2 separate regions of the Homo sapiens genome follow, and region 1 is linked to region 2. A link is a loop called in an ENCODE intact Hi-C map of the cell type or tissue named here. Cell type or tissue: endothelial cell of umbilical vein. All regions are shown on one strand. Links, peaks and the distances in the headings refer to the core of each region. The heading gives the core; the rest is flanking DNA.

The links. Hi-C counts contacts between places; a loop is a spot of excess contacts. Peaks named below come from ENCODE experiments on the same cell type or tissue, not always from the same donor. Only the 100,000 strongest peaks of a DNase experiment are listed, where the experiment ranks them.
Region 1: a loop joins it to region 2, with 3 times the contacts of the local background. A loop is called at or near these places in 5 of 110 quality-filtered maps.

The regions. Positions count from the first base shown.
Region 1 is chr7:106,632,980-106,649,494 of GRCh38, forward strand. No RefSeq gene overlaps it. Among named protein-coding and RNA genes, the nearest start is that of CCDC71L, 20 kb to the right of the region's middle. In endothelial cell of umbilical vein, for the core only: no CTCF peak of the experiment used is centred there; DNase peaks (open chromatin) are centred at 7,652 and 10,382.
Region 2 is chr7:106,583,234-106,599,748 of GRCh38, forward strand. It overlaps CTB-30L5.1 (a long non-coding RNA gene), which reads right to left and starts at 15,614. Exons shown (of 4, transcript NR_187788.1): 1 at 15,521-15,614; 2 at 8,317-8,449. RefSeq lists an enhancer at 15,723-15,772. In endothelial cell of umbilical vein, for the core only: no CTCF peak of the experiment used is centred there; DNase peaks (open chromatin) are centred at 7,408 and 8,128; H3K27ac peaks cover 2,834 bases.

The DNA.
Region 1 (16,515 bases), core at 5,660-13,659, 51 kb after region 2:
GAGCATAATTCTGTTTACCATGGGTCCTGAAGCCTTCTGGCTAAGCACAATTTTGATCACTTGCTCCTTTCACTGCTAAAAGGTATTGAGTTGAATGTGTCCCTACCATGTCCACCCAGGAACTTAGAATGTGCCTTTTTTTGGAAATAGAAGATAGACATCTTATTCTTCTTCCTATTTCTTAAAATCTCTGGAGATGCAATTCCTGAATCTCCACTACCTTATAACTTTCTGCTTTAAAATGAATAAATAAAATTTTGTCAAAAGAAACTTGTAGCTGTCATAATTCATTTTTCAAATAAATTTTAACATAGTTTTTTGCGGGTATATTAGATAAAGATAAGGTCATAATGGATTTAGGTAGACCCTAAATCCAGTGTGACTGATGTCCTTATCAGAAGGGGAGATGTACACACAGACAGACACACAGGAAAGAAGGCTGTGAGACAGTGGACGTAGATTGAAGTGATGCAGCTACAAGCCCAGGAATACTGAGGGATTGCCAGCAACTAACAGAAGCTAGAAAAAGGCAAGGAAGGGTTATTTTCTAGACGCCTCAGAGGAAGTATGGTCCTACTGACACCTTGATTTTGGACTTCTAGCTTCTGGCACTGTGGGAGAACACATTTTTGTTTCTCTTAAGCCCCCAGTGTGTGGTACTTTGTTATGGCAGCCCTAGAAAACTAATACAGTTGTGTTGGAATAGAGGCACCCACTTTTGTTCATAGTCCAGTTTTTTCATGACAGTTTGACTGACATCAGCTGACAACCCGTAACAGCTTTCTTTGTTCCATTTGTAATATACAAAGATCTTTAAAAATTATCAACCCTGTCCCTGGGGCTTTTCCAGTTGAAACCTCAGACTGTCTTCTAGCATAGAGGAAATCAAGTGTTCTAGATCAGAGATTGGAAAAGTGTCTGTAAAGAGACAGATAGTAGATATTTTAGGCTTTGCAGACCAAGAGGCAAAAGTCTTATATAACTACTTATAAAACAAGAAAGAAAACACATTTTCATGCATTTTTTACTGACAAAATTTAAAATATAAAAATAATTGTGTATAATTTTTTTGTAGTACAGGTCTAATAATGACTGGAATTCTTTTGAGGGTAATAACATTTCACTGCATTGGGATTCAAATGTGATTGGCCCATTATCAATGTTGATTGCTAATGTTCATTTGTTAATGCTGATCTATGCTGAGATTGTATCTCATTGAGTATTGCAATTCCACAAGTGAATGAGTATTTCATCTTTGAAAATATCTTTTTACGCGATAAGAACTGCCAAATACTAATATTGATTCGTGAGCATATGATTTTAATTGAGCATATTGATCACTTGAAAGGCATTTGTAGGGTTCTATTAAATGTTTCCCTTGACATTTTTAGCATATGATTACATTGCAAATTAATAGCTTCCAGTTGAAGGCTCAATGGAAGCCCTTCAAATGTTCGGTTAAATGGATTTTGAAATATGGAAATTTGTTTTGCCCTTGCATTGAGTCCAAAAGATGTTACTGAGACTGCAGTTAGAACTCAGAAAATATAACCACTGCAAATTTGCAAGGAAAATTGCATGGAGATCTCAATTCTTGTTTTATCTTTTAGTAACACTGGATGTGTATAGGGCAGGTTGACATTCAAGTAATGTTAGTTGTTGAAATGACTTTACTGCAGTATAAATTTCTTATATGAGCACTGCTTGGCCTTGTAATTTTAGGTGAAATTCATTAAGAAATACTATGAAGTCTACAGCAAAAACTAATTTCTAAAGCCATTCAGTATTGCTTAGTAGTGGCTGAGGACCGTTCTCATTTTAAACAATTTCAACTTCAGCCCTGAGCTCCAAAAAATTACAATAAAACGTTACCACTGCTGAACCACTGAATTGCTGTGTGGTACAGCAAGTCAGGATATTCAGCTTCTCTTTCTAACAAAAATTCATGGAACTGATTATGGTTATGTCCATGAGAGTGAATGAGTCTACCACTGAAACTTGGATCAATGACACATACCAGATAAAAACATTTTCAGCAAAGAACCCACTAATAAGTAACACAATAAATAACTGTAGATTTTAAATGCCTTACATTTTCCCAACCTTTGTAAATTTATCCAACTAAGCATTTTGCAGCTTCATACATATTTTTACTACCATTAAGTGTGACATATCGTAGTAGATTCCGTCTCAGATTGTACTGGATTAGTATTTTCTCAAATTCTTTGAAAATCTCTTACAATTTCACACATATTTTTACTGTCATCAGATTTGGTATTTCTTAGCAGATTCTACCACAGGTTGTACTAAATTGGTGTTTTCTCAAATTCTTTGAAAATATTCTCACCTCTAGTTGCTCCATGCAGACTATTTATAGAAGCTAATTCTTCAGTCACTTCCAAATTGGCATTGATTCCTTGAATCAGTAACAACTGAGCAGTATCAGTAACATTGTGGGCTCATCGGGAACCAAGAAAAACCACCCTAAATTATTTGTCTTTTTTTTTTAAATTGACTATTGATGTTGCTTCCAATGTCCTCAACTCTCTGAGCAATTGTTCTTACTGGAAGGCTAAAGGTCTTAAACAAGTTTATTTTCTCTGGACACATTTCTTTGGCTGTTGTAATTGATCTCAATTTAGTTAACTCACCATGGGTAAACCGCTTTCCTTGCTTGGCTAACAAGCCACTCAGAAACTTCTTTGGTTGCAAGCTCATTCTCATTTTTTGTTTTTGTGAAGAAATTCTGCTTTGATGAGAAATTCAAGTTTAAATTTTTCTAATCATTGCTTTCCTGTGAGATGAGAATGTCACAATGATTGTTCAGTCTGGTTATGTTGACATCTATTGTATTCTTTTAGCATAACTATATTGTCATTGCATAGTAAGCAAAATGTCTTGCCAAGTAATTCTATTATATAGCAAAGTAATACACACTCCACTGTATCTTAAAAGCTTGATATTCAAAGTCTACTTTTTCTTTCTTGTTATCACTTGATGGGTATTTACTGTTAATAATAAGAAATAAATTTAAGAGAGGGAAAAGAGGAAGGAAGGAAGGGAGAGAGGGAGGCGGGGAGGGGGCAGGGGGTAGAAACAAAAACAAAGAAAGAAAAGAGGCCAGTCGCGGTGGCTCATGCCTGTAATCGCAACGCTTTGGGAAGCTGAGTCGGGCGGATCACCTGAGGTCAGGAATTCTTCAAGACCAGCCTGGCCAACATGGTGAAACCCCATCTCTACTAAAAGTACAAAAATTAGCTGGGTGTGGTGGCATGAACCTGTAAGCCCAGCTACTTGGGGGGCTGAGGCAAGAGAATTGCTTGAACCCAGAAGGTGAAGGTTGCAGTGAGCTGAGATCATGCCACTGCACTCCAGCCTGGGTGACAGAGCAAGACTCTGTCAAACAAAAAACGAAAGAAAGAAAGAAAGAAAGAAAGAAAGAAAGAAAGAAAGAAAGAGAGAGAGAGGGAGGGAGGGAGGGGGAGAGAGAGAGAGAGAGAGAGAGAAAGAAAGAAAGGAAGAAAGAAAGAAAAGAGAAAGAAAGAAAAGAAAAGAAAGAAAAGAAAAAGAAAAGAAAGGAAGGAAGGAAGGAAAAAAAAGAAAGAAAAGGGAAGGAGGGAGGGAGGAATGTCACTGTATGATGCTAGAAATGCAGTTGAATTTTAACTTTCACTGCAATTTACAGCATTCCAAGCAGTAGTGCAAAGTGAGGATCACCATATACAGTCTCTGCCACAGCTACTCAACTTTGCCATTACAGTGTGAAAGGACATAGACAATAGGGAAACAAATGAGCATGACTGGGTTCCAGTAAATTTTATTTGTGGACAGTGAAATTTGAATCTCATAATAACTTTCATGTGTCATGAAATACCCTGATTTATATTTTCCCCAATCTTTTATAAATATAAAAACCATATTTATTCCATGGCCATATAAAAACAGGTGGTCTACCAGTTGTGGCTGGTGGGCTATAGTTTGCTGACTACTACATAGATCATTAGGTCATTTCCAAAGTTCATCCAGCTCTGTGAGCCTAAGATGCCCTTGAGACAGCAATCATCCTAGTTACTTCCTTTATGCAGGGCACCTGTCCACTTCTGTCTGCTTGAATATTTCAAAGAAAGGGATATGCAGTTTGCCTTACAACTTAACTTTTTTTTAACCATTTCATCTACTTTTATTTACTTTTGCCAAATTTATTCTTAGTTTGTTTTCTAATTGTTTACTTTTTTTAAGGAACAAAAAGCACAAAGATGAGAGCCATAATGTGTTACATCATTTGGGATCCATACAAAGGAAAAGACTTTTTTGATCTATTCATGCCCTAAAAATATACATTGCATAACAGTCCCAGAGGCTTCTCAATCCCACAAATGACTTAAGAACCAAAGTTCAAAGACAGACTAGTAGTTGTCAGGGTTGCAGGTAGGGAGAGAAATTAACTACAAAGAAGTAGCACAAGGGAATTTTGTGGTGTGGGGGTAGCAGAACGGCCTATGTCTTGTTAGTGATGATGGCTACAAGATTCTATGCATTTGTCAAAACTCACAAAACTTTACACCAAAAGAGTGAAGTTTACCATATGTAAATCTTAAAAGTGAGTAATAAAGAAACAAAATGTAACAGGGACATTGGTTTGAGCTCCAACATGTTAAGAACTTGGAAGTCATCTATGACATCAAAAGGAGAAAATTGATAGAGAAAATCCATAAAACCAAAAGATGGTTCTTTGAAAACATCAATCAAACTGATAAACTTCTAGCCAGGCTAACCAAGAAAAAAAGGCATAAATTGCTAGTATCACAAATGAAATAAAAATAACCACTACTAATCCCATCAACATTAAAAGGATAATAATAAAAGAATGCTATGAACAGTTCTATGCCCACAAATTTAAGAGAGATATTGGTCTGTAGTTTCTCTTGCTTATAATGTCTTTATTTGGTTTTGTTATTAGGGTAATGTTGGCTAATTCTATGCTAACTTAAATGAAATGGACCAAATCTTTAAAACACATAAACTACTAAAATTCACACAAAGAGAAGCAGATAAGTTGGATAGTCCTATCTTATCAAATAAATTTAATCAAGAATTAATAATCTTAAAAAAAGCACCAGGCCCAGATGGTTTCACTGGTTGAATTTATCAAACATTTAAGTAAAAATGATACTAGTTCTCTACAATCTCTTCCTGAAAACAAAAGCAGAGGGAACACTTCCAACTCATTTTGTAAAGCCAACATTACCCTAATAACAAAAGCAAATAAAGACATTATAAGCAAGAGAAACTACAGACCAATATCTCGCTTAAGCATAGATGTAAAATTTCTCAATAAAATATTAGTAAATTAAATCTAACTATGTATAAAAAGAATTATACAACATGATCAAGTGAGACTTTTTCCAGGTATGCAAGTGTATTAGTCAGGATTCTCTAGAGGTAGAGAACTAATGGGATATATATAAAGCGGAGTTTATTAAGTATTAACTCACATGATCACAAGGTCCTACAATAGGCCATCTGCAAGCTGAGGAGCAAGGAAAGTCAACCTGAGTCCCATAACTGAAGAACTTGGAGTCCAAAGTTCAAGAGCAGGAAGCATCCAGCATGGGAGAAAGACATAGGCTGGGAGGCTGGGCCAGTCTAGTCTTTTCAAATTTTTCTGACTGCTTTATATTCTAGTCATGCTGGCAGCTGATTAGATGGTACCCACCCAGATTAAGGGTGGGTTTGCCTTTCCCAGCCCACTGACTCAAATGTTCATCTCCTTTGGCAACATCCTCACAGACACACCTAGGATCAATACTTTGCATCCTTCAATCCAATTAAGTTGACACTCAGTATTAACATCACAGCAAGGCTACTTTAACATTTCAGAACAAGTTAATGTAATCTATCACAAGAGGATAAAGAAGGAAAATCATATGGTCATATCCACAGATGCAGAAAAGCATTTGGCAAAATCCAATACATTTGCATGATTTAAAAAGAGAACAAAAACAAAACTCTCAGCAAACTAAGAATAGGGGGATCTTCCTCAACTTGATAAAGCGCATGTAAGACACACCAATAAAAGTTATAGTTAATGGTGAGAAATGAAACACTTTCTGAAATTATCCTATCGCCTGATATAAAGAAGCCAGATAGGTGAAAGACATCCAGAAAGATCACTTTCCTTGTAATCTCTTTAGAGGTTTACAAACCAAAACAAAAAAACCACATGTTGGTTCTTCCTCTTTCTATATTGTCACTTCTTAGAATGGGATCAATAGCCCTCAAATATATCATTCTCTTCCCTCACCCATCAAACCATTTATTTGGGCTTTCTAAGCAGGGATCCAACTTTGAACAATCTTTTTACCTACTTGTAGTGTAACACACTCACCCCTTCCAAACTTTCAACTTTCAAAGTCCACACCTTCCAAGGTACCCTTCTTAACAACTTCCCCATTTAAGTTATATTCATTCCCAAGATACAGATTCTATGACTTCCCTACATAAAAACATGATCAGCTTGATTTTGAATAAAAACTACTCACAAATAGGATACATGTTTCTTCTTCCCATAGCACAGCAAGTTAGAGCCTATATTAATCGACAGAGATGATAACATATCAGGACACCAAGAACAATTCTGATCTGTTGAAGCTTTTCTAGTTCAACTCTGACACTAACGGTTGACTAGTCAACAGCTTGTGATTCTATCTTTAACTAGGTTGAAGAAAACGCAGCTAGTCAGATATTTAGAGTAAAAAACTCTCAGACACTGAAGGGTACCTTACGTCATCAGAGGGAAGTCATGTGCTGTCTCGGAGTTTACTTCTTCATTACTGTCAGAGGCATTCAAACTAGAGTGACTCCATCTTGAATAGTGACTGGGTAAAATAAGGCTGAGACCTAATGGGCTACATTCCCAGGTAGTTAAGGCATTCTTAGTCACAGGATAAGATAGGAGGTTGGCACAAGATACAGGTCACAAAGACCTTGCTGATAAAGTAAAGAAGCTGGCCAAATCCCAGCAAAACCAAGATGGTGACAAAAGTTACCTCTGGTCTTCACTGCTCATTATACGATAATTATATAATGCATTAGCATGCTAAAAGACACTCCCACCAGTGCCATTGACAGTTTACAAATGCCATGTCAATGTCAGAAAGTTACCCTATATGGTCTAAAAAGGGGAGGAACCCTCAGTTCTGGGAATTGCCCACCCCTTTGCCAGAAAACTCATGAATAATCCACCCCTTATTTAGCATATAATCAAGAACTAATAATAATTATAAGCAGCCGAGCAGCCCATGCCTCTGGTCTGCCTGTGAATAAGACATTCTTTTATTTCTTCACTTTCTTAGTAAACTTCCTTTCACTTTATGGATTAGCTTCAAATTCTTTCTTGTACAAGACCCAAGAACCCTCTCTTGGGATCTGGATTCAGACCCCTTTCAGGTAACATTACACACAGCTAAAAGATTACCTGCAAATAGCATGTCTGTCCTTATGCTCTGTTGATTTTTTTGGTTCTACAGGGTAAAATCCAGCGTTGCATAAATAATGGGTGATGCCAAAAATCTTCACTGTTAGTCATTTGTTTAGATGTCAGTTTCAAAACCTGGTTGTCTAGACAGCTAAAACTGGCTGAGTGCAGGGAGTTTCCAATTTCCACAAATGGGAATTGATGGAAAGAGTCAGCTAAGGAAACCAGCCTGAAAGCATGATGTTTCTGGAACCTCAAAGATAAGCCATTAGCAAGCTGAAGAGTCACTGGCAACAGGTTATGCTTTAAACGGTTCATATATAGGAGCTTCTTAAATATAGCTTCAATATAGACTCCACCTAATAACAAATGAATAGCACAGGGAGTAAAACCGAATCACAACAATGACAGCAATCCTTCCAGTAAAGAAGATACCAGGGAGATAATATATGCTGCACAAACTGTACATTTGACAGCTCTAGGGGTTGCCATTTACATAGTATTCCACATAAATCATGCCTGCTAGAGATGTGCAGTGCACAACTTGTGCAACCATAAGCAGAAAACCCCAAAAGATTCTGTCATTAATATATAACAAAAATGCACATGACAAAGAGCACAAATTTTATGTCTGAAGTTATAAGCATTATGAATTGTATTTATTTAAAAGAGAAAGATTGATAAATTGGATTTTGTCAAATTAAAACTTTTATGAAGGACACCTGTATGAGAACAAAAAGACAAGCTACAGACTGGGAGAAAATATTTGCAAATCACATATCCAGCAAAGATCTTTTATCCAGAATATTATATATACAAGTACATGAAAAGAAGCTCTGCAGTATTAACATTTAGGGAAATAAGGTGCCTTTACATATGTAAAAGAATGGCTAATATATATATATATATTTTGGAAGACAATACCAAATACTGGCAAGGATGTTGGGCAACTGCAACTGTCATGCACTGCTGGTGGGATGCACTGCTGGTGGGATGGTACACCTACCTTGGAAAACAGTTTGGCAGTTTCTAATAAAGTCAAACATATGTTTATCATATGACCTCACTCCAGGGTATTTACTCTAGAGAGGTGAAAACATATTCACACAAAAACCCATACAGAGATGCTTATAGCAGTTCTATTCATAATTGACCAAAACTGGAAATAACACAAATGTCATTCAACAAGTGAATGGTTAAACAAACTCTGGAATATCCATACAATGAAAGTTCGCTCAGGAAAAAAAAGGAACTATTGATATATGAATAATATGAATGTATCTCAAAGGCATTACGCGGAATGAAAGAAAACAGTCTAAAAAATTAAATAAAATAAAGTTCTATTTATATGATATTGTGGAAGTGCAAAGCTATGGAGATGGAGATCAGGGGTTGTCAGGGTTAGGGTGGAGGAGGAGTTGACTACAATGGGACAGCATGAGGGAATTTGGGGGGTCCATTGAACTGCTCTATATTTTGATGGGGTGGTGGTTATATGGCTCTGCGCATGTATTAAAGCTCAGCCAGACATGGTGGCTCATGCCTGTCACCTCAATACTGAGACTGAGATGTAATTATTATATACTAATGACAGAATCTTTTGGGGTTTTCTGCTTATGGTTGCACAAGTTGTGCACTGCACATCTCAACACTGAGACTGAGATGAGGTGGAAGGATTGCTTGAGCCCAGGAGGTTGAGACCAGCCTGAGCAACATAGTTAAGAACCTCTCTTTACAAAAAATAAAGCTGGGCGTGGTGGTGCACACCTGTAGTCCCAGCTACTCGGGAGGCTGAGGTGGGAGGATCACTTAAGCTCAGGACTTCAAGGCTGCAGTGAACTGAAGTCATGCTACTGCACTCAAGCCTGGGTGGCAGAGCTAGACCCTGTCCCCCCTCACCCTCCTCAAAATTAAAACTCACAGCACTGCCCACCAAAAAAAGTTAATTTTACGGTATGTTAATTAAACTATAAAAAAGCGTTTTAAAACCCTCAAATCTCTCTTCTATACCACTCCTGCCCCCACTCTCATTCCTGTCATTTTCACCTCTCCTGGACGACTGCAATTGACTCCCAGCTAGACTTCTCTTCAGTTGCAATATTCAACTCTGTTTTCTTGATGAATTATTATGAAATATTTCTATTGCACAAAATGTTATAAAGAGAAACAAAATCAGTCATATCTAAATAGCTCTACCCTCTCGAGATTGGGCAGGTATACCACTCCTTATGGTTTCCCCAAAACTGAGACCAAACGCGAAAATTAAAATAAGTATCCAAAAGAATATATGTTTGTATTATGTTACACACTTATACCATAGCTTAACAAAAATACAGCTTTATCATGGTGCTGGAAATAGAGTTTATTTTTATTTTTTATTTTATTTTTTTTGAGACAGAGTCTCGCTGTGTCGCCAGGCTAGAGTGCAGTGTCATGATCTTGGCTCACTGCAACCTCCGCCTCCTGGATTCAAGCAATTCTCCTGCCTCAGCCTCTTGAGTAGCTGGGACTACAGGTACATGCCACCATGCCCAGCTAATTTGTTTTGTATTTTTAGTAGAGATGGGGTTTCACTCTGTTGGCCAGGATGATCTCAATCTCTTGACCTCGTGATCCGCCCGCCTCGGCCTCCTCCCAAAGTGCTGGGATTACATGTGTGAGCCACTGCACCCGACCAGAAATAGAGTTTATTCCTATACCCACCCTATTTTATTCATTTGTGGTCCATTTCTGTGTTTCCTGACCTAGCCCCTAAGCCTACTGCTTCTGGCAGGTGCTAAACTAGTCCTAGTTGAATTGAATTTTTTAGCTGTTTCAACTCAGTAGCTCTTTTGACCTGTTGCCTTTGTCATGTGAACATGGAGAAAAAGTGGATGAAAGAGTTCACGTGCTAGACTTGGCACAACAATACTAATGCCTGGAAAAGAACAACAACATCCCAGAGATAGCATCTATTAAACAATTAATTGGCCATTTAAGAAACATGAGTCAGAAAATAGAAGAAAGAGAATTTCCCAATGGGCTACTAAAAAAAATGCACTGGAGTTAAAAATTGAAAGAAAAATAAAACAAAAGTATTTTATCCCAATGTTATTGCAGGTGCTCCTGGATTAACTAGACAATCGTGAGGCAAGTGATTTTAAAACAAACAAAAAAATTGTAAAATAGGCACTGGTATAATTTAGCAGATAATCAGAGCTGCAGCAGAAAACTACCTTTATTTGGAAATAATTAGTATGCCATAGCTACTCAGAGGAGCCACATTTATTGCTAATAGCTGATGCTCAGGTGGTGCTGATAGTTCTATCACCAAAACTAATTAAGGGTCTTAAAAAGGAGGAGGGAAACCACAAGGGGAGACAGAGATGGCTGAACAGATGGGGTGGCTCAGAGGCTCCATCAAACAGGATGCCTTCATTGCAAAGTGAATAATTAGCCTGGAAATTCAAACACACACACAAGGCCTGCAGGCCCCAGCACTAGTGCTGAGAAAATTAGGGGTCAAGCAGAAGAGCTAACAGTTATTGAGCACTTACTCTATGCCAGGCACATTACCTGATAGAAGCCTCACAACCACCTCTGTTTGCAGAAGAAGGAATTAAAGCTTAAGGAAGCTTTGTAGTCTGCCAAGCTCACACAGCTTGTAAAGTCATGCAGGTAAGCTCTACACCCAGTCATTCTGACTCCACAGCCCATGACCTTACTCACAACATACTGTCTCATGCATCCAAAATCAAGCTGTGGTGACTGCTCTGGTTTAACGTCTTCTCCAAAAGACATGTTAAAATGTAATGGCCATCGTGACAGTATTAAGAAGCGGGACCTTTACAAGGCGATTAGGTCATGAGGGCTCTGTCCTCATAAATGGATTAATGCCATTATCATGGGAGTGGGCTAGTTACGTTGGATGTGGGCAACTGATTAAAGGATGAAGTTTGGCCCACATTTCCTCCCTCCTGTCTCTGCCCCTCACTCCCTCTTGTGCGCACACTCTTTCTCACCACGTGATGCCTTCTGCCATGTGCGACACAGCAAGAAGGCCCTCACCAGATGCAGCCCCTTGATCTTGGAATTCCCAGCCTTCAGAACTGTGAGCCAAATAAATTTTTCTTTATATATTACCCAGTCTGTGGTATTCTGCTATAGCAGCAGAAGACAGACTAAGACAAAGATCCTTGCACCATTTCTGATGACCAGTTTCACAGGTACAGGTCTTGACTTACATTCAGAAATTTTCTAATTGTAGTGCTCTCTCTCCACTCCAGTTTGGAATTTACTTGTTTTCAGAACTCTGATTTCTGAGCTGAAATGATGTGAAAACGAAACTTGAAAAATAAATAATTGGATTAATGCATCAGTATGTTATTCCCTGATCTTAGCAACTTACCTACAGCTATCAGAAATATAATATGATGATAGAAAGACATATTGTGTCTAATTTAATCCATCGAGGCCAAACCCTGGAAGAAAATTTTTGGAGCCAGCACTTCTTTTTCTCCAGTCATTCATCCACACAACATGAAGAGCTGCCTGCTTTGTCTATGTGTAGGCTTGTTGGTAATTTTACTTCAGGTTTCAAGAAACAGAGACCCATTCAAGCTGTCTTAAGTAATGGGGGTTTGTTGCAAGGGTGAATGTGGAAAAATACAGGATTCTCAACTACTGGATCACACTACAGAGAAAAAGAGGAACCACAACAAAGCCAGGCCTCCCAGACACTGTGATTAGTTCAGAAACTGGCAAATCGGTGACTGAGTTACCCATCAGCCTCTCAGCAACATGACCTGTTGATTCCTCTTTCAGAAGCTGGCTACTACTGCATTTATTTTCACTGTCATTCTTTACCATATTGTATCTGCTCATTCAAATATTCTGCTCACTTGTGCTAATTGTAGAAACATATGGAAAATATAGAAGGTGAAACCACCATTCAGGTGGTTCTTCAGTATTTTTTTCTACACATACACAATATTTTTAAAAATAAAAAGATCTACTCAGCAAGTGGTGCTGGAACTAATTGAATATCTGCACAAAAAGACAGAAAAAGGCCAGGCGCGGTGGCTCATGCCCATAATCCCAGCACTTTGGGAGGCTGAGCTGGGTGGATCACTTGAGGCCAGGAGTTCAAGACCAGCCTGAACAACATGGCAAAAGCCCGTCTCCACTAAAACTACAAAAAATTAGCCAGGCATGGTGGTGCATGCCTGTAATCCCAGCTACTCGGGAGGCTGAGACATGAGAATCACTTGAGCCTGGGAGGCAGTAAGTTGCAGTAAGCTGAGATTGTGCCCCTGCACTCCAGCCTGGGTGACAGAGCAAGATTCAGTCTCAAAAAAAAAAAAAAAAAAAGAACAAGAATAAAGAAAGAAAAGAAAAAAAACGAACTTCAACATTGTATCAGATCATAAACAAAAATTAACTTAAAATGTGTCATAAACCTAAACCTAAAAGCAACAGATATAAAATTTTTATTTAAAAAAACATAGAAAAGTATGATGACATTGGGGTAGGCAAAGATTTCTTAGATCACAAGAAACGTAAGCCATATTCATTGACTGTGACAAATGTATCATACTAATGTTAATAATAGGAAAAGGTGGGTGTGGAGTATATGAGAATCTTCTGTGCTATTTTTGCAAGTTTTCTATAAATCTAAAACTAAACTAAAAACTTTATATCAAAAAAGCATCAACCATTAAATTAAAAAATGAATAAATTGATAAATTAAAAGAATTTGCTCTTTGAAAGACACTATTATAAAAATGAAAAGACATATTATAACCTGGGAAGAAATATTTGCTGATCACATATCTGACAAAAGAACTGTATGCAACATATATAAAGAACCCTCAAAAATCAGTATTAAGAAAATAACCCCAATTTTTAAAAATTTGAATAGAAGTTTCACTAGAAAAGATATATGGATAGCTTATAAGCATATGACAAGATGACTGATGTTAGTCATTAGGGAGAGGAGATACCATTACATAACTATAAGCATGGCTCAACTTGAACAGTACTGTGAGCTGAGAGAACACAAAGCAACTGGAAGGCTCACGTGTTGCTGGTAGGATTGCAAAGTGGTACAGACCCTTTCAAAAAGAGTTTGGCTGTTTCTTAAGCATACACTTACCATGCAACCAAATAATTCCTGTCTTAAGATGTTCACTGAAGAGAATTGAAACATATGGCCTATACACAAATATTCATAATCATCAGAAACTGGAAACAATCCAAATGGCTGGAGCTGGTAAATGAATAGATTGTGATATATCCATACAATGTAATGCTTTTCAGCAAGAAAAGGAATGAGGTATTGATACACACAACAAAAAAAACTTCAAAAGTGAAAAAGTGACATGTAAAAGGCATATATAGCATATTATTTTATTTATCTGATATTCTGGAAAATGAAAAACTATAGTTTTCTAGTGCTATGGTCTAAATGTTTGTGACTCTCCCAAATGCATATGTTGAAACCTAATCTCCAATGTGATATTAGGTGAGGCTTTTGGGAGATGATTAACTCATGAGGGTTCCATCCTCATGAATGGAATTTGTGCCCTTATATAAGAAACCCCAGAGAACTGGTTAGTCCCTTTTACCACGTAAGGACACAGAGAGACGGCACTGTCATGAGGAAAGGAGCCCTCCCCAGACACCAAATCTGCCAGTGCCTTGATCTTGGACTTCCCAACCTCCAGAACTGTGAGAAATAAATTTCTATTACTTATGAGTTACTTAGTCTAGGGAATTTTGTTACAGCAGCCCAAACGAACTAAGACAACCAGAGACTGGGAGTAAAGGGAAGATATTGACTACAGAGGTACATGAGGAAACTTTCTGGGGTGGTGGAAAGAGTCTATATCTTGATCATGGTTGTGGTTACACCACTGTATACATTTGTCAAAACTAATCGAAGTGTATACCTGAAAAGCAAGAATCTTACCATATGTAAATTGTACCTCAATAAACTTGAGTTTAAAAAATAAAACTGAGATATCTTCTATATTATTTTATATACTGTCTCTCTTTCTCACTTAACATCAGAGCACTAAATACACCATGAAAACATGACTTTAATGACTACATCAAATTTTACTGTGTGAGTATATGGTAACTCATTTAATTATTGTCCTGTTGTTGAACATTGTTTAGTTCCAATTTTTTAAACGTATATTCTCACATGAGCATCTTTGTATAGCAATTCAGTCTTTCACTACTGCACTGGAACAAATTCCAGACATGAGCCAAGGGTATGAGTGCTAGTGTAAGGTTTTGAAAATTTACTGCCAATTTTCTTCCCAGACAAGCTTACACACCTATCATTGGAAGAGCGGGTCTTTAATAAAAATCTTAAATATATCTTTTTTAAAGAACATGAAGCAATAACACAAATAGAGGTTTATTCAAATTACTCTGGGTTTGTAAGAAAACGAATAAATCTACAGAAAAGACAGTCTTCTGTGAAATTTCCAGAGGTCCTCTACAATCAGTTTTTTAATAACATTTTCCATTTAGAAGAGAGATTACTTTTTCCATTTATAATATATTGCTTTGCATAATGAAGAACAAATAGCAAAATAATTCATCAAAATCCTATTTACACATGTATTTTCAAGAACAACCATTTATTTCAACTAAGATGTCTCCCTTCTTTTAACCCTTTTAACCATTAGTGCCCACAACAAGTAAGATTGTTAGAATTTTCATAGGAATCTTTCAGTGTTACAAATTCTGTATTTCACAATAAAATCCTAAGCTCACAATATTTTTTCATGTGCTGATGCCATATTCAAGACACAATTTATGCTAATAGATGACTCTTCCTTATAATAGAAAAAAACCAACCTTATTGAGTTTCTAACAATGTCCCTACTCACACGTTAGCTCTGCTGCAACTAAGATAAACACATTGCTTACCTAACATTTTAACTATAAAGTAACCAAAATAGAACAATAACTCTTGACAAAGTTGAATTCAGTTTCAAAATGTCTTCACGGTGAGTAAATAAAATTTCCGAACCTGGGTCATGTGATCCTGGAATTCTGATCATCATCTTTCATTGCTGACTTTAAAGATAAATAATGTTTGTCTGAATAGCTCCATCTGAAGCCCTCTTTTCTCAATTATTTATACAGGCATGAATATTGATAGTACAGTTTCATGCAGAACTTTAACCACATCATGAAACTTCAGAACACAAGGAACCCTGATTTGCCCAAATCCTCACAGCATGTTGGCAGTCATAAGACTGTGAACTCAGGTTCTAAGCCTTGGGATCTTCAGGCTTGGCCCACTCCACCTCTCTCTCTGTTCTACCTTGGCTTGGGTAACACATTTGACTGTCCATGTCAGGTTTCTCCCGCCAGATTGCTCAGTCTGTTAAGTGAATTTGAATTACACCAGTGAAAGTTCTATTCCAAACCATCCTTAATATTCCACTACATCTTCCAGAGAGACCAAAGCCAACTTCTAAAATCAAAGAAATGTATTTAGGATTTTTTAACAATGTACACTTCTAGCACATCAATTTCTACACCTAATTTTATTATCTGTTATTTTTAGGACTTTTTTTTAAAGGAAAATGCCACATTTTGAATAGACAATCAGAATAAATAAGAGATCCCTCCACTGTGATCTTTTTTTCTCTCTCTCTATCACACATACACACACACACACACACACACACAGAGTTTCCCACAGACTGTTGGTGTACACACCACCAAGGAACCTACCCAACCAATGCCAAGGCCATAAATCTCCCCCAGTCAACTGTTGGGTTTTAGACAAAGCTAAGTCTTTCCTCTCAGGGCTGGAATGCCATGGACTGAGGACCATTCAGCTCAGACATTCTTAAGAAGGCCATCCCAGGCCAGGTGTGGTGGCTCACACCTGTAATCCCAGCACTTTGGGAGGCTGAGGCAGGTGGATCACTTGAGGTCAGGAATTTGAGACCAGTCTGACCAACATGGTGAAACCCCTTCTCTACTAAAAATACAAAATTAGCCTGGTGTGATGGTGCATGCCTGTAATC
Region 2 (16,515 bases), core at 3,980-11,979:
TGTGATGCAAGCGACAGCATGCTAGTTCTGAGCTAAGGCCTCTAGAGACCTTGCATATTTCTCACTCAGAACCTTGCCCCCATTATATATACAAACCCAGGCTAGCCTGCTGGATAATCAAAGACACATGGTCTAGCCACCCATTGACTCAGCTGACAGCCAGCCAACCACCACACATGTGACGTCATCCTAGACCAGAGAGCCCCCAAAATAGCTGATACTCACAGAATGTTGAAAAGCTGTTTTTCTACTCTGGTCAATAACTTTGACAGTTACATTCTACCCTCAGTCAAACCAGTCCCTCAATTACTTTCATATTGGAGAATATCCAAAGGGGAAAATGAATCAAGTCTTCATCCCTTTCTTGACACAGATTTTGAAAATCGCTAAAAAAGAATGAGTCTACTTGCAGAATTGACTCTTTCCAGGCTTCCTACCAACTGATAACAGAAATATGGGTGTTATACATGCATGCTAATAAAAGACTTCACCAAACTGCTTTATATAAAAAGAGTATACACACACATAAATATGCAAGGCTAACAAAAGGAACTTAATCTAGGTGGTGAGTTGTATTAGTCTGTTCTCACACTGCTATGAAGAACTACCTGAGACTGCATAATGAAGAAAAGAGGTTTAATTGACTCACAGTTCTACAGGCTTAACAGGAAGCATGGCTGGGAGGCCTCAGGAAACTTACAATCATGGTGGAAGGGGAAGCAAGCATGTTGTATCACAGCAGAGCAAGAGAGTGAGTGAGCGAAAAGGGAAGGGCCACACACTTTTAAACCATCAGATCTCATGAGAACTCACTATCACGAGAACAGCAAGGGGGAAATCCATCTCCATGATTCAATCACCTCCCACCAGGTGCCTCCCCCATCACTGGGGATTTACAATTCAACATGGGGTTTGGGTGGGGACACAGAGCCAAACCATATCATGACTTAATACCAAAATGGCAGACCCAATGTTTGTTAGTTAGAATGAGGTTCAGCTGTGAGTGACAGACAGCCTCCCCACCCCCCATTTCCACTCCATCACCTAAATGACAGTAGCTCAAACAGGGTTGTAGTTGATTTCTCTTACATCAACGTTTAGGAAGAATGTTAAGACCCGTTGACTCCTGATGCCAGAAGCCCAGGGTCCTTCTATCTGGTTGCATTGCCATAGGTGGCCTTGATCCCATGAGCCAAGATAGCAGCATGTGCATCCCACACAGTAGGATGGAAGAAAGGAGGGGGAAGAAAAGGCAAGCAATGCTACTGCTATCACCTCAACCAATTAGCTAACACAGCCAGCTGCAAGGAAGGCTCAGAAACGGAATCTCTGAGGCCATTTGCTCAGCTTAAATTCAATTACTATGGCATTTGGAAGACAACTAGCAATCTCTGTCATAGAATGCTTAATATCATGTGATAAGTTTCTACTATGTGACAGTAGTAACATCTTAACTTTCCAGTGAGTTCGGTTCCCAATTATGTTTATATATTGGCTGTTTGTAATCTGGAAAGCAATTTCTCACAAACATTTCGACTGGCTATCTTCCTAGGTCAATAAATACAACCTATTCTAGCCCACAATGTCCTTGAAATATAATTTTCATTTTTACTCAATGATCCTTTATTCCATCAGTCCAAGGGAAAAAAAATACATTCCAAATGACTACAGATTATGTATCTCAGGGGCAGGAAAGTTCCTCCTAAAACAGGAAAGAATGAAGAGAAAGGGGACCCTTTGGGACTATGAGGGTGCCGTACATTTGCATCCAAGAAAATAAATCTTCTTTTCTAGGGCATTAGTCATTCTATTCTAAGGTTCTGAATTGGGGAACACAGGGCCCACTGGGGGATGACAGATCAAGATCACATTCTGACACATTCTAACCTCATCTTATCTTTGTTGAGGGACTGCACTTCTATAGACCACACAGCCCTAAATATACTTACAGGGCACATGAAGGGCAAGGTCGAGCTGTCCTGGGACCTGGAGCCACCCTTTGGCTTCACTCCTCCCCAGTTCCAGGTTTTACTATATTCAAAGGCTTCCCATGAAGGCCAGTCTTTAACCAAGTCCACAATTGGCTTACCTGAGGAATTCTTGCCTGTGTGTGTGATAAACACATCCACACCTCCAGAAACACAGATACCAAGAAACAGAAGAGCCGAGCAAGACAAAGACAGAGACAGGGTGAAATGTGAAAAATTCAGAAGCACTTAGATTCTGTCATTTCATAGGCATCTAAATCATGGGGGACATGGACCATGAGGCATTTCCAACACAGAAATCTTTGAAATGATTTAATTTGGTAGTTGACGTTGTTTCCCGCTCCCATCAAGCGGTTTACCATTGCTGACAGATGTCTTTTCTGATTATCGCTGGGAGTCTTGCAACTTTGAAAGCTATTGATTAATGCATCTGTCTTCCCAGCCTTGGAAACCTTTTTACTAGGCTGCTTGAGAGAGTTGGTTAAAAATTCATCTTCCTATATTCAAGCTCTCTAAAAATTTGTATTAGGCTATATAAGCCATATGAGGGAGAGAAATACAGGTTTCCAAGAATAGGTTTTAAATGGGCTTGAATTCTTTTTTGGTCTACCTTTCAGGAATGTGCTCTGCTAGCTGGCTAAAGGGCATGCCGAATGATAACATAGCCTCCTTCTAACTCACTTTCAAATAGGGAAGGGCTATGTGGCGAATTTTGTGTGTGTTTAATTTTATAAGCAGACTAAGTTTCTTTCAGGAGGTTGGGTTTTGATTTCGACTACCCCAAGAAACGTTCCCCAGAACTTTCCTTTAGGTATATACAAAATAGCTTTTTCTGTTGTGTTTCACTAAATTGTTGGGCAGTGAGATAAACCCATCCATAAAGTCTCCTGCCACTTCCTGTGGGGAGGCTGGAATACTGCAGACACTAACTTAAGGTTGGAAACAGTTTGCACAGGTCCAGGGTGACTCCTTACACAGGGGCCTCACAGCAACTGGCATGCACAGTGTCTAGGCTGTTTCCAGCAGAGCTAGACCTGTCTTCTCTTTCAGAAATCAAATAAGAACCAAGACCCTGCTGAGCTATTCTTGAACTTTCCTCTTTTCCCTGGGCATTTTATATCATCCAGCAAACCTTGCCCTTAGATTCCGGTGCCTAACCATCCTTTCCTCCCAAGGATTTAGGGACATTCAAACGTATGTTTTCCACTGAGTAACTAAGGATTAAGAATGTACATATCCTTGCATAGTACTTCTCACATCAATACGATTAGTTTGTCCTCTTGGTGCAAACACAGGGATGGTGATCAAAATATTTGATAACCTATAAAGCATGGCAATCCGCAATAAAAATGGAGGCTGGCCATTATGTGAGCTCAGTGTATACCGCAGAATGTTGGCCATGTCGTGAGTGGAAAGATTTCTTCTGGTAATCAATGTCCAGGTTGGAAGATTCCTACCGTGTTCCCATCTTTCTTAAAAAGAGGACATAACTCTTACTGGCCTGGAGCTCGTTCTTGTAGAGGATTCATCCTTCGCTCTTCTGGGAGTTTGAGTGACAGTGTTTATAAGATGTGGCGAGGCTGAGGATCTATCTGTAGTTTCTAAACACGCCCATCAATTATAGATTATCCCTTGCTTCCAATCAGTTACCAGGGTCTCTCAATTCTGCCTCCTACATAGTCCCAAATCATTTCTGTCTTCTGTCCCCTCTACCTCTTTGGTTAGGCACTCTTCCTGCCTTGCCTGGATTTCTCATAACTGGTGTCCCTGCTGTAGGTATCCCATTCTAACCCATCCTGAACACACATGCAGGGAGGGTCTTCTCAGCACAGATCTGAGTGTGTCACCACAGCGCCTACAATATCTAAATGCTGCCCTGTAGGAAATAAAATCCAGCCTCTAATAATTCCAAGCACTTTGTGATGTACCCCACAATGTTCCCACATGCTATAATCAAAGTCCTATGCTCTAGCCAAGCCCAGTGACCTAAAGCCCCTTGAAGGCGCAGCTCTTCCTTACCTCAGTGACTTTGTGGGAGCTACTCCCTCAGTCTAGAGTCTGGATTGGAAGTCTTTCCTGATCTGTCCAGGAATATTCTCTACAATCTCAGAGAGCCTTATCTAAAAATCAAAAAGACTCTTCTCGAGGTCTTCTTTATAAATGGGACCATGTGTCTGTCACAACAACCCACCCCTACTAAGTGGGCTGTTTACTCCCAGACATTTACTCCTAGAATGAGTGGAGGAGCAGAAAGAATAGGAGTTTAGGGTCTTAAGAGGACACTTATTGCCTGGGATGATATTCACTTAACATCTATTAAGTTGTAGCATGTGACATCGCCATTTTTGTAAGTCAAAAATGGTAGAACGTCGGCCACTTCATATAGTTCAACCTACTATAAACCACGATCTCCATTCCCATGAAAGAAAATCCAGCTATTAGTCTCCACCTGCCAGGTCTGCTGTGCAGTGGTTTAGCATCGTGGTCAAAAGCTTGGATGGCAAACTCAGAACTGGATTAGAGTTCCACCTCTGACTACTTGCTGTGTGTCACCTTGGACAAGTTATTTGCCATTTACAAGCCTCAGTTCTTACATCTATAAAGTTGGGGATAATAACAATGCCTTCTTCATAGAGAGATGGTGAGAATTAAATGAGATCATTTGCATAAATGGCCGAGTTCACAGTAAACACTTTCTAAATGGCAGTTATTGTGAGCATCAAATACAGTATGTGGCTCGCTAAAATGCTCTACAAAAATTAATTTTAATTACCCTGTGTATAACTTAACAGTACAACTAATTTGCAATCTGATTGCTTTGTTGATGAACATAATCTTTAGATCCTGAATACACTGTAGAATTCCTTTCTCCTTTTAAAAACCTTTATTCACAGTATTTATTGACCAGGACCCTGGATGGGGCCTGCCTATGCATTTCCTTCTCTTTTCTTCCTGCATAGTTCATGTGCTATTAGTAGGACCTCAAGAGACTGGAACAGAATTACCAGGGACCCCAGCACCTGCCCCATCCTCTTTCTCAAACTTCTAGACTCCCAGTGTCTACTGAAAAAGGCAAACGGGTAGGCAAGCAGCAGCACCAGGACAGGTGAGTAATGAGGGTATTTTATCTGTGAGACTGTAGTAACGCCATCCTGGGGGTGAGGTCTTCACAGGATGGCCGTGTGTATTCCTCTGTGGGCTATCTCCTGGCTTGGCCTGTGTTTCCAAGGTCACATGGAGCTCCAAGCCTGGTCACCTAACTGTCTCACTGGCTGACTCTGTGTAGCACTGAGAAGGAGAAAGATAATGGACTAACTGTGGCAGTGCGGGCCAGGTCTGGCATCTTCAAGTATGCTAATCAGTCTTTCGCTTTTCCTCCTTTCCTATAGCAAAGGCCCAGAGGGTTTGGAGCATGTGGCTCTCATCTGCTTCACAAATGACTGGGTGATAGCTGTCCTCTGACTTCAAAGAAAAGCTGTTTCCTTACTGAAAGGCTTCACATTGAAGTTCTCAGGAGAGGAAGACTCAGTCTCTCCCAGATGACCCATAGCTCTGTGCGGCAGAACCACGGTGACAGTTTGTATAGGGCTTTCCCTCCCAGCTTCCTGGGCTTCCTCTGACTCTGGTTAGAGGAGGTGCTCAAGGGGAGAGATCGAGGCCTCTGCTCCTTGCTTAACTCAGTCCAGGGCAGAAGAGAGAATCATGATGCTCCAGCCAGAGAGCCCTGGGAATGGCTGCCAGTTCCTAGGTCTGCATCCCTCCTATTCCTGCAGCCAGACCCCTCCCCTCCTCGCCGTCACCATGCTCAGGCATGGGACAGTCCCGCACCTGGGTAGGGTAAACCTAAGAAGTCTATGCAACAACAGATAGAGTGACTCGGCTTCTTTGTTCTTGCTACTTGAGCCTTGTGCCTTCATCTTGATAACTGGCTTCCACATGATGGTGAACAGGCTCAACCTGTTTCCTAGTTCCCCCGTCTTGATGATTTGCCTGATACCTAGTTCTAAAAGGTGGGGGCCTGCCTAGCTCTAAAGGACTTATGGCCAGCCAGAATTGAAGAGAACAGCTGCTCCAAGAACTGCCTGCCATATGACATGGTACAGGAAGGGGCTGGTGTTCACTGCTGGAGACAAGAGAAAGTGGTCAGCAGAGAGGCAACAAGAGAAGAGACAAAGGGGAGAGCTAGGAGAGGAGCCACATGGCGCCAGGAACCCGTAGTTAGCTCTTCCGCCTCACGTGGTTTTGATGGCCTGAATACAACTTGATTGTACCCACCTGATTCATGAGGGGACTCCTAGGGCTTTGAGATAAAGCAATGTCAGTGGGAAACAAACAGAAAACTACACTAAGCATTCCTTTTCAGCCATTATTTTAAACATAGGGTGTGTACCTGTGAGGCAGCAAGAACACTCTTAATTACTCCCTTACAAAAAAGTCTAGCTCATTTCCACATCTTTGCTTCCTTTTTAACTTTGCCAAAATGCATACCCAAGCACATTTTGGAGGAGCATGTCCTCAGTCTGGTCACAGTCACTGTGACATCTTGGTCTATTGAATGGTGCCTCTAGAGTTGTGCTCACTGAGCCTCAGCAGCTGTATATGGTAGCTCCAAATTTGATTCCAGGATTATTCCGTCTGCATAAGAATTTTATCGAGTCTATTTTCTATGTCTATTCGGAAAACATAATATATCCTCAACCAGTTATCACAATCTTCATTAAAATTTGAATTTATCATGATCCCTTCCCTTCCCATCACTAACTAGTCCTCCTGGCAGGATTTGCCTCCTAACTCGCTCCATCACCTGGGCTGGAGTGTGGTGGCATGATCTTGGCTCGATGCAACCTCCACCTCCCAGGTTGAAGCAATTCTCCCACCTCAGCCTCCTGATTAGCTGGGACTACAGGTGTGTGCCACCATGCCCAGCTAATTTTTTGTATTTTCAGTAGAGATAGATTTTTACCATGTTAGCCAGGCTGGTCTTGAACTCCTGACCTCAAGTGATTCACCCATCTCGACCTCCCAAAGTGCTGGGATTACAGGCAGGGGCCACTGCCCCTGGCCTAGGACTCAATTTTTTAACCTCTGCTGCTGGTAATCCATTGAGATCTAGGTATGCAAACATAATAATGGTAATAACGGGCAGCTAGAATTTACCAAGAATTTCCTATGTGTCAAGTACTGAGCTAAGGGCTTTACAGGCATTATTTTATTCTCACAATCTCTCAGTGTTGTCATCTCTAGACTTCCATTTCTAGAAATATGACAGAATGGATATCCCAAAAAGCCTCTTACTGCAAAACATCTAGAACTGATTTATCAAGAACAACAAGCAGACTTGTAAAAGCAAATCTGAGCTGGTGAGAAAGAGAAGGAATTTCCTAGGAGTGAAAACAACAGGAAGAAGCTGAAGGCAAAGGAAGTCAGATAAGCCCTAATAGCTTTGTCTGGCCTACCGAGTTGACTGATCCCAACCAAGGAGGCTGGGTTTTAAAAGCCACTCAGAAAAACAAGACTAAGCCTTGAGCCAGCTCCAATTAGAAAGCTGAAACTTAAATGCCAACATAAATGTATTGGAAAAGCAGCAAGGCTGAAAAAAAGCACTGATCATTCATGTTGAAAAATTGGATAAAGAAAAGCAAATGAAATCCAATGAAGGTTGAGTGAAGGAAGTTATAAAGAACAGAAATTGGCCGGGCACGGTGGCTCATGCCTGTAATCCCAGCACTTTGGGAGGCCAAGGCAGGCAGATCAACTGAGGTCAGGAGTTCCAGACCAGCCTGGCCAACATGGTGAAACTCTGTCTCTACTAAAAATACAAAAAAATTAGCTGGGTGGGCGCCTGTAATCCCAGCTACTCGGGAGGCTGAAGCAGGAGAATCTCTTGAACCTGGGAGGCAGAGGTTGCAATGAGCCAAGATCACACCATTACATTCCTGCCTGGGCGACAAGGGCAAAACTCCATCTCAAAAAAAAAAAAAGACAAAAAAAAGCAGAAATTAACAGAAAACAAAACACTTGCATCTAAAGCTAGAACCCTTGAAGAAGTACAACTTGAGTGGAAAGAGGCAACTAGAAAAAATTCCATCCACTGGCACAGGAAGACTGCATAGAAACTTGCCTGTCTTGGCCTGGGTCCAGGTTGGAATTCAAAAGGTTCCTATGGAATTCATAAACACAGACCTTCCCTTGCCCAGGTTGGAGCAAGCAAACAACTATTGGATAAAGGAGCATGAAAGAAGTCCCGGGTTGGCAAGGTCCCTACAAAAACCCGGAAAAAGCAAAGACGAAGCACCAGAGACCCTCCACATGGGCTGTGCCCACTCACCGTCCAAGGAAGACGGCCCCTCAAGCCTGTTGAATCCAGTTTCTCTTCCAGACCTCCAGATCCAAGTCCATACCCATTCTCTTGAGTCTTGCTTCTCAAAGCAGGGCGCTGGAACCAAGTGCATCAGCATCACCTGGGAAATGCGAATTTACTGACCCCTAGCTCAGACCCACTGAATCAGGAACTCTGAGGGTGGAGCCCAGCAATCTGTGTTTTACCATGCTCCCCAGGTGATCATGATGCACACTCACATTTGAGATATTTATACCCATTCTTCCTCCTGAGGAGTACCACGAGGACAAGCACGTTTAATACATTCCAATAATGTTGGAAACTACTGCTCTGGATTTTAATGATATCTTAGGCTTATCGAACCCTAAGAAATAAAAGTTTTAGAACACCAAGCAGGGTTTTTATTTTCAAAGCTTTGGAACTTATATGAGTCATTCTTTTTAGGTTTTATATAAAATAGTAAACCTTTAAACACATAGAGTTTTAGCTAGAGAATGAAATTATCTTACATAATTATTTATAATCTATGCAATAATTAGCATAAGACTAAGAGATACCAATTTTCTTCACATGAATAGAGCATAATTTACATAAATTATAATGCTAATAATCTATTTTCAGTCCAAAATTTGTGTGTGTGTGCTGCGTTTTCACTTGCATAGAAAAAACCACTATGTCACATAGAATAAGCATTTATTCTGTTGCTTGGAGTATGTGAATAGTTATTAAATTAGGATTATGTTGCTTGAGATACAAGTAAATCATCTAGTCACCTCTGATTCCTCACACCATGATTGGTTAGTTCTTACTTACAGTTTTCCATAATATTTATTTCAACTTCATGTAGGTCTGAAATGGTCACAGATCTCATTAAAAATGAGAACTTTTATTTCATGGAGTCTATGACATCATGTTTTCTATTTCATATTGTTGTTTAATCAGAACATGTTGGTGTTCCATAAATTTGCTTGTGTCATATTGTAGTGAAGATAAGAGGACTTGCTGCTTTAAGCAAGATCTGAGGATACTCTGGGGTCCTCTGCATTGGTTCAGTTACTACAGACTAAGGTTTATTGGCTCAGTTCTGTGAACCTATAACTTCAATGGATAATTTTTTTAAATGATCAGACCTTGGCACAAACTCTATGTCAGTAATTACAACAAAAGATACTATTTGAATAAGAACATTTGTGTCCACTAAGCAAAGCATGTCTGACCTAATTCCAAAGTTTCAGACTAATACAATCAGTGGTCAGAATACCACCTGCTTTCATTCTTTCCACTTAAGCACATGGCAGGGTGTGTGTCTACTGGCACAAGTGCAATCAGTGTAGGAACTCGGTAATTTTGAGAACTGCCACAGGTGGAGAAAGTATTTTTAGGCATGCTACCTGCTCTGCCCAAGCAATCTTTGCAGGTGACTCAATTTCAACCTGAGTCTCCTCACTCCACATCTCCTCTTCTTTAACACCTCTCCCTCAAATAGGTCCTTTACTCTCCAGACCCACAGTCAGACCTACTTTTCTGGACAGAAGGTGTTTGGCCCAGGGAGTCCAAGCCAATTCTGGCTCCTGCCATGACAGACAGATGAGCCATCAGAGAGAACAGCTCCACCTCTGCCACCAGAATGACACACATCCCATATGCATCACCTTCACTCATATCAACATCTCCTTCATTTTCTTTTCCACAGCCATCAACATCAACATCCTCATCAATGTTTCAATGGGTCATGAACACCAGTGCAATTATTACCACGATCTGAAATGCCGTCACTATTTCCTACTTGCTAAGAAATGGTGTGGTCTGTTGGGAAAAGAAAAACAGCTCTAAAGCCAGGCTGAAATACTTTCAAATTATAGCTGTAGTTACCATTATTTGTGAGACTTGGGCAAGTTCCTTACTTTGAACATTATTCCTTAGCTGCAAAATGGAAATAATACCTTCCACCCATGGTACCAGCAAAGATTAGACGAGATAAAATACATAAAGAAGCTAACACTGTCATGGCTCCTAGCTGGTACTCAACAAATGTAAATTTTGTATGTTGTAGATCTTCAGTAAATATAGAACAAGTGACTGAATGGATACCAAAGGGAACCAGATATTCTTAATAAACACTTTATTTAGGCTAAAGGTTTTTAAACATTAAGCTGTTGTTCATAGCCCAAACTTTCCTTCAAGTACAATTGCATGCAGAAGGTCAACACTGAAAAAAAAAACAAACAGAGCTGCTTCCATTAAAGCAGGGGTAGGGGTTCTGTGGTCCTCTTAGATCCATTTGTCATTGCACATCAAGTCACCTTTGCCCTGGACTCCCAAAAGCACAGTTTGAAAACCACAGACCCAGGATATATTCTTAAAACTAAGTTTTACTATAACTTTAATCTAAGTTCCACATATTTTTGGTTAGTTCTATTTTCTTTTTGTTAATCTAAATGAAATCTTTATCATTACATCTTCTAACTTGTATTGTTGATACATTGGAAAGCTACCTTTATAGATGAGTAAATTATCTTAAAATTTTTTCCAAGTTTTTCAGTCTATTTTACTGGCATTTCCCAAGTACATGATCACACTGGATACAAATGATGATTTTTTTTTTCTCCTCCTTGTCAGAATTTTTCATGTTTTGGTGTATGCCCAAGAACTTCCAAAATAATGTTACATAAAAGTTGTCATGGTACCCATCCTACTTAGTTCTTGATTTTAATTAGCTTTCTTTTAGGCTAGTTATTCCTACTTTGTTGCCAGAGTCCCAACCCCCTGAAATTCTGATTTAATTGGTCTGGAGTAGGTCTCAAGCAACAGTAATTTTTAAAAACTCCCAAGGTGATGCTTATGTTCAGAGATTGAGACCCGCCCCTCAGTTCCAGGTAATTTAGCATGGATATGATGTTGGCTTATTTAATATTGATATTCTTTATCATGTTTAGGAAAAATTTGGTGTTCTTGGTTGCCTAAGATTTGTTATTTGTTTGCTTTAGAAATAGTGTTACAATGGTCTGTTGAGATGATTGCATTATATATTTATATATTTTTTTCTTACTGGATATATTAAAGTGATGAATAAAACATCCTTGTATTCCTCAGTTAAACTCAATTTGGCCATGGCCATGGTAATTCCTTTACTGCATTATTCAGTTCAGTTTGCATTTATAATTTGTAATGATATCTTTTTATGTAGTCTCTGTAATAATAACAATAATACTAGCATTATGTTTAAGGATTAAATGTTTGCTATGTTCCAGATACTGTTCTAAGTTCTTTAAATAATTATTTTATTTATTTCTCAGTCTTTCATCTATGGAAACTGAAGCAGAAAAGGATTAAATATCTTGCCCTTGGTCATACTACTAGAACATAGGAGAGCCAGGATTTGAACTCAGGTAGTTTGGTGCTGGAGGACATGCTTTAGGGCACTATTTCATGCCACCTGTCCATGCCATCATGTGTCACCTGGGTGACACTGAATAACAAGTTCTTTAGCCTCTCACTTCTTCAGTTTGCTCATCTGTAAAATGAGGATAATAGTTATCCCTCCCTCATAGGGTTTTAGGAGTAATGTGTAAATTAATACTTGTGAAATCTCAGAACCTTGCCTGGCACTGAGTAAGAACAAAATCAAGTGTTTGTTAAATAGAACCAAACCAGGCCATCTGGCACTCGGGTCTTATACATGGCCTCTTTGGCATCAGGGTTATACTGGTATTAAGAAAATGACTTGAATAGCTGACCCCAGAATCTTTATTGGAGGAAATTCCTTGATTAAGCAGATTTCTTCCATGGTTTTTTGTAAATTAGTTTTCTACTTTTCCATAATAAATTTGTTATGTACATTTTCTCAAAACTCATTTATTTTCTATTTTATTGGCATATATTTTTAAATAATAAGAAGCTTTATACTGTAATCACCTTTTACTTCTTTTGTTTATTTGAATTTTCTCTCTGTTTCTTTAAAAAAAAACCCTAGTTTTGATTTTATTAATTTTGTTTTGGATTTTTTCCCCAACAAGCCAGTATTTATCTCTTAATGCTATTAGTTTTATAAATAATGTCTGATTTATATATCTATCTTGTTGAGTAGAATGCTTCATTTATCTAGTTTTAATTCAATCATTTAAAGTAATAGGAAGCATCAAACACCATAGAATTGCCTATGTACACTTTTGGGCACATGCAACCATTTTTGATCTGCACTGTTACTCATCAACGCGCTTGTGGAGGGTTGCTCCAATCACTTCATTCACAGTCAGCCCTTTTCTCAGTCACAATTATTCCCTCCCTACTTGTTCTCTAGCCTCTCCCTTCTGGGGCCTCTCTTCTAAAACAGCTATTTTCTTGACTCAGTTTATCTCCTTCCAACATATGATTATACGTAATTGCAACGAGGGAGGTGAGGTTAGATGATTTTCATTCATTTTTCTGATCCAGTTGTGGAACACAAACTCACAAAGTCACAATTGATAGTTCTTCCCTATACAAACAAGAAGTAATCAGAAAACATAATAAAAGAATTGGTGCTATTTACCATAAAAGAAGAAGAGGAAAAGGAAGAGGAAGAAGAGGAGGAGGAAAAAGGGAAGAAGGGAAGGAAGAAAAAGAAAGGATGGGAAGGAAGGAGAGAGGGAGTAAACTTAAGAAATGTGCAGTAACTACACAAAAAAAAGACTTTCAAAAAACTTTCCGAGAGACATTTTAAAACAAAATCAGCTTGAATACAAATGAAGAGCATTTTTAATTGAAATAGGAAAAGCTAATATGGTAAGACTGTCAATTCTTTCTAAATGAATATGTAAATTTGTTGCAACCCCAATAAAATATTAATTGATTTTTTAAATATAAGAGCAGCTGGTTCTAAGACTTTTGTATAAATATCAAAATTCAAGCTTAGCCAGAAAAAAAATCTACAAAGGAAGCATAATGAATTAGGCAAGCCCTATTAGATAATAAAACATATTATAAAGCATTTGTGATTAAGCTAGATGAATGAATTGATAGAGAATCCAGAACTAGACTCAAACACATATGCAAATTCAGTTATGACAAAGGTGACATTTAGAAGCAAATGCATTCTTCAAATGATAGTGATTCTATTCATAAAGTTATAACACTTTTTTCTTACCAATGTTTTATTATTATAATATTATACATTTATTATAGTTACATTTATTATAAATATTATGCACTTTTTAATATAAATGAATCTGTAAAGTCCTAGGAAAAAAATAAAGGAATTATTTTATATTCTGGATTGGGGAAAAGCCCTTTTAATATTTACTAAGTACTTGTTGCCAAGCAATTTTTAAGCACTTTACATATATTTATTTATTTAATTCCCACACAATGTTATAATCCCCACTTTACAGATGAGAAACTAAAGCACAAAAAGGCGAAGTGAACTTGGCGCTTGGACCAATAGTTCAAAAGCGGCAGAGTGGAAGTACAAAGCCAAATGGTTTTACTCTAGAGCTTGTGTTCTCATAAACTACCTGGAAAAAAGACAAAGATGAAGGCCAGTGGCAGGTCCTGGTGCAGCTTGCTGGGCTCCATCCCTCCTTGGCTGTGAAGCATAGGTAGTCCCTGACTGTCATGTCCACAGATGGGTCATTGTTAGCACAGGTATGACATACTGTGGCATTATTATTTATCCTGTGAACGAATAGCAAGGTGGCCCTGCTGGCAGGAGAAGAAATTGTGTACTACCTGGACGTGAGAACCAGGTGATATGATGTGTGAAAGGCAGTTTTGCAAACTGGTTAAGTAATTATGCTAGACCTGGCAAGACCTTACTCTAGAAACACAAGATATGATCACAAACAACCCATGTGTTTCCCACAAAGAAGAGAAAGCTGAAGAGGCAAACTCAGCAAACTTCTGCATGCCCGATGGCCAGGGCGTACTGGCATACTTGTTTAAAATATACCTATTGTGCGGATCAGTAAGCTATAACTTCTGCAGGATTTATATGTCAGATAGCTCATTTTTGTCAACCCTCCAACCAAGCTTTCTGAAGAATTACTTCAACTCGTTCTTCACTGTCTACTCCAAATTAAATTCCAAATGGAAAAATATTTTGATATAAACCAATCTATAAACTTCCAGAAAAAAACATGGGGAATTATTTTTATACTCCAGAGTGAGAAAGACCTTTCTCATTAAGCTCAGATGTTATAATGAAAAAGAAGGATCATTTTTACTATGTTAAAATTTATGTATGGAAAAAATAATGTCAAAGACAAATAAAAACTTGGGAAAATATTTGCCCCACCCATAGCATGCAAAAGGCTAATTTTCATTATACATTCGAGAGTTATTTCAAAAAAAAATCATGAACAGAGCACACAAACAGAAAATTCACCAGAAAATAAATATAAATGGCATAAAAATATAAAAAGATATTCAACCTTAAAATTTTAGATGGTAATTTAAAATAAAATGAAATATCACTATTCATTTACTGGACAAAAATCTTTGCTAATGCACAGTATTGATGAAAGGAGAGAAAGAGACACTTCCAGACAGTGAATAGACAAATTGGTACATCTTCTTTGGAGGACAATTAAAAATGATACTAGTAATAATAATATAAATAGCTTACTTTTTTTGAGTATCAGCTATGTCAGATAGACGTTCTATGTGTTTCAGATATTCTAACTCATTTACTCCTCATAACAACCAAATGAGGTAGTTTCTATCACTATCACTATGAGAACACTAAGGCACAAAATGATTAAGAAACTTGTTCAAGATCACATGTCTAGTAAATGGAGAAGCTGAGATTCAAACCCAGAAAGTCTGGAAAATTCAACTTAAAACACCACACCACCACACACACACGCACACATGTTAACTACGGGTTGTAATAGATGTGTTAATTAATTTGACTGTAGTAATCGTAGTAATCAGTATCCAGTGTACATATATGTGTATCACATCAACATGTTGTACACCTTGAATATATATATACTTTTTATCTGTCAATTAGATATTTTTAAATTAAATAAACCAAGCTTGACAACACCCATAAAAATTCAAAAATTTTATACCCATTATATTCATTAGGATTAGATTTAGGTACTTGACATAGAAAAGAAAATAACTGTTGCTTAAACGAGGTAAAAGTTAATTTCTCTCCCAAATAAATAAAATCTGGAGGTATATAGCTTAGAACTGGCAGGGCAGCTCTTACCCTATAAAGTCCTCAAGAACCTGGCTCCTTCCAGCTCCCCACTCACCACCAAAAGGGTGTGGCCCTAGGCAGCATGTGAAGTACAAAAACGAATAAAGAATAGAGGACAGAAGGCACTTGTCATCTGTCTCTCAGAGAAGTTTTTCAGAAGCTGTCACGCGACACTTCCCGTTCCACTGCTCTAGCTGCAAAGGAGGCTGGGAAATGTAGTCTTAATTCTGGGCCGCCATTTGCACAGCTTTGCATTGTATTACCATGGAAGAGGAGGAGAAGGGAGATTGAGGGACATGTGGCCAGCTCTTTCCTTCCTGCTGACACCACAATTCAACTTCTAGGAAAATTTCTACTAGATTAATGGCACATTTGTGTAACAACATATTACACTGATTATTCCCCATTTATCCTTCCTCTCCCTGCCTACCCTGTACCTTGCAGACTGACCTCCATGGACTGCATCACCTGGGCTTCCCCAACCTCTGACTTCCACTTCTATTCAGCAGCTGGAAGAACCAGCAGAAAACCAGAGAGCAAAAGGAGATAGCAGTCAGGGTATTTATTCCTCTTGCTCCTACTCTGATGGCTGCAGTTTGGCTACTGGCTCCATTCCTCACCATGTGGCTGTAGCTCCGTTTGGCTGGCCTCTCTCCCACAGCCATGGTCTCACTGGCTTCTAGTAACACTGCTCCCTCCCCTTATCCCTTCATGCCTGGGGTGGTGAAGGCTTGTCACTGTTGGGAGTTCCTGAATGTTTAGCCATTTATTGCTGGTTCTATTCATCCTGCCAGCACCTGTGTAAATAGTACCTCCATGACTAAACTCGTCAGGTAAGCTTGGGATGTGCCATCTGCTTCTGCTGGACCCTGATTCATACACATACGTGCAAGGACTTTCATTACAGCAGTGCTTGAAATAGTAATAGACCAAAACAAATTAAATATTTATCAATAGGGAACTGATTAAATATCATGCAGTTATAGTAGTAATATAATGTAGCA